2 separate regions of the Homo sapiens genome follow, and region 1 is linked to region 2. Evidence: chromatin loops called from intact Hi-C (ENCODE). Cell type or tissue: mammary epithelial cell. All regions are shown on one strand.

The links. A loop is a pair of places that touch in the nucleus more often than their neighbours do. Peaks named below come from ENCODE experiments on the same cell type or tissue, not always from the same donor. Only the 100,000 strongest peaks of a DNase experiment are listed, where the experiment ranks them.
Region 1: it touches region 2 in a loop (4-fold over the local background); 1 of 110 quality-filtered maps calls a loop at or near these places.

Annotation. Positions count from the first base shown.
Region 1 is chr17:4,850,640-4,854,639 of GRCh38, reverse strand. The region is part of intron 1 of MINK1 (misshapen like kinase 1); the gene reads right to left. Among named protein-coding and RNA genes, the nearest start is that of MINK1, 19 kb to the right of the region's middle. RefSeq lists an enhancer at 1-794. In mammary epithelial cell, a CTCF peak has its summit at 1,924; DNase peaks (open chromatin) are centred at 119, 1,019 and 1,979; H3K27ac peaks cover 3,041 bases.
Region 2 is chr17:4,943,795-4,947,794 of GRCh38, reverse strand. RNF167 (ring finger protein 167) reads right to left here. Exons shown (of 10, transcript NM_015528.3): 9 at 3,157-3,237; 10 at 2,573-3,080. The coding sequence ends at 2,779. It overlaps PFN1 (profilin 1), which reads left to right. Exons shown (of 3, transcript NM_005022.4): 2 at 975-1,167; 3 at 1,798-2,143. The coding sequence ends at 1,895. Among named protein-coding and RNA genes, the nearest start is that of PFN1, 2.7 kb to the left of the region's middle. RefSeq lists enhancers at 1,356-1,435, 2,106-2,275, 2,336-2,425, 2,436-2,485, 3,356-3,405 and 1 more. In mammary epithelial cell, no CTCF peak of the experiment used is centred here; a DNase peak (open chromatin) is centred at 2,404; H3K4me3 peaks cover 2,396 bases; H3K27ac peaks cover 3,270 bases.

The DNA.
Region 1 (4,000 bases), 93 kb after region 2:
GAAAGGCAGTTTATAAATCACTCATGGATCTCTATGCCAGAGGGATGTGTGAGACACACGCATGCACACACACACTGACTTGCAGGTACATGCAGAGGCAGAAACAAGTCAGGACATGACACATACATGAATACACATACCATTCTCATCAGAAACCAGTCAGAGCAGAGGGGCCCTGCCTGGAGCAAGGAGACTGGAATTTATTCCCCTCCTCCTCTCAAAGGGTAATTTTGCTGCCTCCATGTCTAGGTTCCCCACAGATCTGGCTGCCTCAGACAGGGGCCCTGGTCTGGTGGCTGGACTCAGCCTGGAGGTCTTCACAGATGGAGGCCTATAAGAGGTGGCAGCTGACACCTGGAGGGAGCTGGATGAAAGCAGGCAGTGCAGAGTAGAGAAAGCCAGGTGGTGGGGGAGGGAGTGAGGGAGAAGAGGGGACCAGATTCAAGCAGCCTTGCGCTGGTTCTAAAATGGCCACAGCAAGGCAACGGACAGATGGTCCCTTTCTGATGCTGAGCCGGGGAAGTGGGGAAAGGGAAAAGGAAAAAATAAACACCATCACAGTCAGAAATTTAAAAATAAACTGAAAAACCTAAAAAATAAACCGTTTGCTTCTGAGGTTCCGTCTGCCTCCAGAACCTTCTAAGGGAAAATACAGAACTGCAGGCCTGGAAGGGCAGCCCCAGCCTCGGGTGTGAAGATAGTTGGAGGTCATTCTAGCCATCTCCTATCCCCAGCTGGAGTATCTTGCAAAGTCTTTCAGGCAGCGGAGGTGGTATCTCAGCCTTTACCTCCCCAGCACTTCTTCTCAAGTCTCACTGTAGGTAAGCGAGGCCATGGCTTTTCAAATGTCAGAGCCGTTTGATTCTGTCTCTCTCCCAAGAATCAGTTTCCGTCCGAGATCAGCAGAATCAAGTTCATCCTCTCACAGTTGCTGCCTCTCCTACCACCACCCAACTGCCCAGACTTTACAGTTCACAGGGTGCTTTCACAGTCATGACTGCATCTGCACTTAAACCTGCAGGGAAGCTTGGCAGGAATGACTAGCTCAGAGCACAGATGAGAAAGCCAGGGCTCTAACAAGTGAAATGTTTGTCAAGGTGAAGCAAGCGCTCAAACTTGCATAGCCTTCCGATGGCACACAGCAACAACCACACTCCCCCACCAACCACACTCTTCCCACCAACCACACTCCCCCCACCAACCACACTCCCCCTCAACCACACTCCACCAACCACACTCCCCCAACCACACTCTTCCCACCAACCACACTCCCCCCAACCACACTCTTCCCACCAACCACACTCCCCCACCAACCACACTCTTCCCACCAACCACACTCCCCCACCAACCACTCTACCTACCAACCACATTCCCCCCACCAACCACACTCTTCCCACCAACCACACTCCCTCACCAACCACACTCCCCCCACCAACCACACTCCCCCCACCAACCACACTCCCCCTCAACCACACTCCCCCACCAACCACACTCCCCCACCAACCACACTCCCCCCACCACACTCCCCCAACCACACTTCCCCCACCAACCACACTCCCCCCATCAACCACACTCCCCCCACCAACCACACTCCCCCTCAACCACACTCTCCCCACCAACCACACTCCCCCCACCAACCACACTCCCCCATCAATCACACTCCTCCACCAACCACACTCCCCACCAACCACACTCCCCCTCAACCACACTCCCCCCAACAACCACACTCCCCCACCAACCACACTCCCCCACAAATCACACTCCCCCACCAACCACACTCCCCCACCAACCACACTCCCCCACCAACCACACTCCCCCACAAACCACACTCCCCCACCAAACACACTCCACCCATCAACCACACTCCCCCACAAATCACACCCCCCCCACCCAGTAGATTCTGTCTCCCTCTGTGGGCCAAACAGGTTCTTCCTCAGGCTCACATATGACTGCTGTACAGCTGAATATCCCAGCTATGGTTTACCTGGAGCCTTGCCAATTCTCATGCTGGTGCCTTTTGGTTCTTGCTGGTGTGGGGATGAGGCAGAGGGGCAGGAACACTGCACTAACTAGTGGCTTTCTCTCTGTTCCTTCTCACTCCTGGGTCTCCACATGCTGTTCATCACTCTCCTCCTCTTTACCTGGATGCCTCGTGCCTGTGCCTCCCGACCTCCACTGAGACAATGTCACCTCCAGGAAGTGCCCCTCACAATCCTCTCCTCCCACAATACCCTGTACTGACTCTTTCGTGACACCAATTACATTTTTGTGATTGATTCTCTTATCTGTCTCCTCTGCTAGACTAAGTTCTTGGAGGTCAGGGCTGCCCTCAATACCTGTCTGTGGAATGAATGAATACAGAAATAAAAGAAAAACCTCCCTCCTTCCTTAATGCAGCAGTTATCTAGAAAAACCTCCCTCCTTCCTTAATGCAGCAGTTTCTCACACTAGTTTTGGATTATCTCCATCCTTCCAAAATAATCCTTGAATATTCACTTAAGTGGAATGCATTAGAGCAGCTACTAAAAGTGAATCTCCTTTTTGTCATATGAATCAGCACCTCATAATTTATATGCTTGGTAAATGTTTTACCAGAGAGTGGACTTTCTTAGTTTTTTTTTTTTTTTTTTTTTTTTTTTTGAGACAGAGTCTCACTCTGTTGCCCAGGCTGGAGTGCAGTGGGGTGATCTCAGCTCACCGCATCCTCTGCCTCCCCGATTCAAGTGATTCTCCTGTCCCAGCCTCCCAAGTAGTTGGGATTACAGGCACAAGCCACCACACCCGGCTAATTTTTGTATTTTTAGTAGAGACAGGGTTTACCTTGTTGGTCAGGCTGGTCTTGAACTCCTGACCTCAGGTGATCCACCCACCTTGGCCTCCTAAAGTGCTGGGATTACAGGCGTGAGCCACCACGCACGGCCCGAGAGTGGACTTTCTTAAGGCAGGGAATTCCTACGTGGTTGGCAAAAACCACACGGGAACACTAATAATGGCCCAAAGAGGTCGGGAGACAATGGGGCCAGGAGAGATGAAGGGAAGGCTTCTCGGAGGAGAAAAGAGCTCAGCGCAGTGGAAAGGAGAAGGAAACGGGCAGAGGCTGGGCTGGGTGAGAAGGGCCAAAGAAGTCCCCATCGCAGGGGGGCAGACAGCGAGCAGGAAGGCTCTAAGATGGAAGAGGGTAACTCAGGGGTAGGCTTTCTTAGCTGAGGACAACAGCAAGACAGGAGTGTGGTGAAATGGAATGATGGTGCTTAGTGTTTACTGCACTAAGAATCAGAAGGCCTGGGCACTGGTTCTGACTCTTCTGTATAATTTAGGCAAATCCGCAAATCACTTAACCTCTTGGAGGTTCTTTTCCTTATCTACCCAGGCCCATTTCACAAGAATTCACCGATGTGGAAACATTTTAAAATCCATAAAATGCTACAAATTTGCATAGAGTCATTATGAAGAAACTGGCTCCCACAAAGCAAGGCAAAACTGTGGCAAAAAGTGATTTACCAAAACTGTTGGCGTTACTGGGATTTAGGGTGAAGTGTGGCAGTTCAGGAGAGAAGAAACAAGATAAAAAGTAGAATTGAGAGGAAGGCAGGTGAGACAGAAGGGAGGAAAACCAGATCTGTGGCCTCGGAGGCAGGCTGACAGGGGCAGGGAGGAGGGCCAGTCCCTGGGAAGCAGACACCAGAGAGAGCAAGGAAGGGCACAGCATGGCAGTGGGAGGGGGCAGAAAGGAGATGCCAGGCCCGTTCAGGCTGGCAGATACCAAGCTAACGGAGGAGGACAACACTAGTAATGAGGGGTTGGATAATAATAAGGCTTCTTGCTGCTGGTTTTCAATTGCAGCACAAACAGATCATTATATCTTATTGCCAGCCTCCTTCTGTGGGAGTCAGGTGTCCACAAACCCAAGGAAGAGACTAGAGAAGCTTCATGACCAAGAAAACTTGTGACCTGTACCCATATGATTTCGAATTCCAGAAGACCAATGACAGGCCATGAG
Region 2 (4,000 bases):
CCCACCCTCTGTGGGCTTCTGGCCCCTCCTAACTCCGTTAGAGAGGGCGAGGCCACCACACGCCCCCCCAGCTCAGCACGTTGGATTCAACATTCCTGCGAGGCCAATCCCGGAAGTCCCCTCGCCCTCCCTTCCCGCCATCCGGCGGGGCCTGGAGCAGGGGAACTTTGTGAGAAGTTCTGAGACAGCATAAGCGAAAGTATATTGGTTTACTACCGCTGCTCCCACCACCATCTCCCTGTCCACACTGCCCGGAAGTGGGGAGGGGGAGCGGAAGTTCAAAAGGGGGGGGAAGGGGGTTTCCGGGCGGGAGGGGACCGGATGTGGGGGCTTGGGGTGAAAGGGGGAGGGGGGAAAGGTTCCCGGGGTACCTAGACCCGAGAGCTGGCCTGCCGGGTCTGGCCCCTGTCCACCTTCAAAAGTTTTCCAACTTTCCCGGAAAGCCCCCAGGGGTCTGCTTCCTCATCTCAGAGCAGAGATACCTGGAGCTAAACTCTAGGTTACTTGGAGACCCAGGCGTCCGGGCCCTAACAGCTCCTGCAGAACCTTTGACCAAATAAGGGCAAAGTTGCTTCTCTTGCCTCGCCCGCCCCCCTCCCTTCCCCTCTCCGCTTCTGCTTTTCCTGAAGGAGAGTTCTGAGCATCCAAAGGCTCCTCACTTACCTCACTGACTCCCTTTATTTCCTGGGTTTACTTTCCCCATTAACACTGACATCTAAATCTCTAGAGGAGTATGTCATCCCTTCCTCCCTGGTTCCATATTCTAAGTTTCAGAATCATGATCTTTTTCTGCACTAACGTCCCACAGTCCTCAGAGTTTCTCACAGTTCATTGATGTGTACTGAGTATATAATTTATACTTAGCCCCCACGGCGGGGTGGTTCTCAGAAGTGGAAGACAGGTGGGTCTTTGGAGAACACGGTGGGAATCTTGGTGCACTGACTAACTTGATGGGCGCTTGGTTCCTCTTCCAGCCAGCTGAGGTGGGTGTCCTGGTTGGCAAAGACCGGTCAAGTTTTTACGTGAATGGGCTGACACTTGGGGGCCAGAAATGTTCGGTGATCCGGGACTCACTGCTGCAGGATGGGGAATTTAGCATGGATCTTCGTACCAAGAGCACCGGTGGGGCCCCCACCTTCAATGTCACTGTCACCAAGACTGACAAGAGTGAGTTCCTGAGTCTTACCCTTCCTTTAGCTCCAAGATCTCTAATGTACCGCCTTCTGGTAATCTTGAGGGTGCTTTTTTGTGTGATTCCCCAACATGAAGGGAGTCAGACCAGTATTGTGTTCCTTGTCTGCTGGATGCTGGAACACGGGATAGTCCCTCCATTCTGTCTCAGTTCCTCATCTTGTAATTCGAAGTTGCTGAACTGCATTACCTCTTAAATTACTTACTGCCTTGAGCTCGGATTAGAAACTGTTTTCTAGGAGTATAGGTAGATTGTTGGGGTCTTGAATCATCGAGTTCATCGTTTGAGTTCTTTTGTTAGAACCTGGAGGTGGCATGCACATCCACAGCCCTTTCTAGCCTGAACACATGAATCAACAGTCTATGAGCCTTTGACCCCTAAGTTTTTAGTCTGTTCCTCTCCAGCGTTTAAGCTTGATTTTCCTCTTTTGAAAAGCCTTATTGTTTCAGGGTGACTGACAGCCTGCCTGTGTGTGGTGGGGGGGCGGGTTGGGAGAGATGAGGTTGGGTTACAGCCCCCAGGGCTGGACAGCTGCTGAACAGCTGGCAGGGGGTGGAATTGTGACACCTGGATCCTAGCCTCCTTTCTCTTTCCTCCTCCTCCAGCGCTAGTCCTGCTGATGGGCAAAGAAGGTGTCCACGGTGGTTTGATCAACAAGAAATGTTATGAAATGGCCTCCCACCTTCGGCGTTCCCAGTACTGACCTCGTCTGTCCCTTCCCCTTCACCGCTCCCCACAGCTTTGCACCCCTTTCCTCCCCATACACACACAAACCATTTTATTTTTTGGGCCATTACCCCATACCCCTTATTGCTGCCAAAACCACATGGGCTGGGGGCCAGGGCTGGATGGACAGACACCTCCCCCTACCCATATCCCTCCCGTGTGTGGTTGGAAAACTTTTGTTTTTTGGGGTTTTTTTTTTCTGAATAAAAAAGATTCTACTAACAAGGTGCTGTGTGATTTGAGCTTGGGTGTCAGAATGGGGGATAGGCACTGTGACTTGCCTCCTTTATCGTGGCTTGGGAGCAGGGAGGTTGAGGTACTACAAGGTGCAGGAATTTGAGCTTCTGGCCAGGTGGCCCTGCCCCTCCACAGTGGCATTTCCAGGCCTAAGTCCTCAGTGTGCTGGTCAAATTGGTGGATGATGGAATAGAGCCATCTGGACCAGAGAATGGGTGCAGGCCTGCAGGCAAGGCAGGGCTAGTTGAGTCATCCTTGTGGGTGGGGCTCCCCCTTCTGAGTCATAGCAAATGCCGGCTGGGGCTGTCCCCATGACTATAGGTTAGTGTCTCTCAGCATTCCCTTGCTCCTTATGGCTAAAGGGGTGATTCCACCAAAGGGTTAAGTTCACCTGTGTGAGAATGATCTTACCCTTCCTTAGTCCACAAAGAAACAATTTTATTAGCCCAAGAAGTGAAGACCCAGTCCCTCTGCTTGCCCCAGCTCCACCCCAAAGCCCCTCAAAAGGATAGGTGTGGGTAAGGGAGAAGCTTGGGATGGAATGTCCCCTATCCCTCAGAAGACTGGAGGGAAGACGACGGTCTGTGCAAATAGGTCACCAGAGGTGTATGTGTGGGGGGTTATTAGACCAGGATAACAGGGGAAGAGGGAGGGGACAGTGGGGGATCTGTTGAAGGCCCAGGAAAAACAAGGGGAGCTGGGGCTAAGGAACCAAAGGAGGTGGGAAGAGTGGGGCTAGAACCCAAAAGTGGGGTCCTTTCTGAGGCAGGGTGGTCCCTTGGCTCCCCTTCATCACCCTCCTCTTGCCCTTGAGTTTCTTCCTCTTGGTCTTCGTCCCCAGGACCCCGATGAACAGGCTGCTTGCAAATGGGGCAGGTCTTCCGGGTCTGAGTGAGCCAGGGGTCCACGCAGCGGCTGTGGTAGGCTGCAGAGAGGAACAAGGTGAAGCACCTGGTGGCTGCTGGTGGCAGAGGGGCATGGGCAGGCAGTGAGGGCCTCACCATGAGCACAGGGGAGTACCCGCAGCTTGTCCCCATCCTCATATTCATCCAGGCAAATGGCACAGACATCATACTGGTCTCCTGGGACAGAAAGAAAATAATCTAGTCCTTCACTGAGCCACAATGACCCAGGGCTAAGGCTTTTAAAGCCTTGCAAAAATTTCCCCTCACCTACAAAGCCAGTGGAAGAGATAAGACAGGTAGGCAGGATAAGGTCAGGGCAGAACATGGAAGAATTTAGGGCTAGAAGGGACAAGCAAAGAGAAGCAGAGGTAAGAAGGGAAGTGGGTTTTTGGGGAGGTGTGAGGGTGGAGATAGGGAGTGGAAGGAACGGAAATGGGCAGGGCTTCTGCCACAGCCTTATACGGGCACTGGAGGCCCCAGGGCCTAAAGCCCCAGCCCCTTGGTACCGGTTTCTTCCTTCTCTAACTGAATCCTCCCCATTCCTCCCATTTTTCTGCTCTGTCCACATCCCCTATAAGCAAAGTCTATCCCTCTATTGTTTCCCACAATTATTTCACTTAATCATCTTTGCTTTCCATCTCCTCTCCCGTCTTCGTTGTATTTATGCATAAAAACAGAAGAAAAGACAGCATCTCAAGCTGAAACCTTCCTACTGCCATCTTTATTTTTATTATTATTTTTTTGAGAAAGGGACTCCCTCTGTCGCCCAGGCTGGAGCACAGTGGTGCAATCTCAGCCCCCGACAACCTCCGCCTTCCTGGTTCAAGTGATTCTCCTGTCTCAGTCTCCCAATTAGCTGGGACTACAAGTGCACACCACCATGCCCAGCTAATTTTATTTTTTTATAGAGATGGGGTCTCACCACATTGCCCAGGCTGGC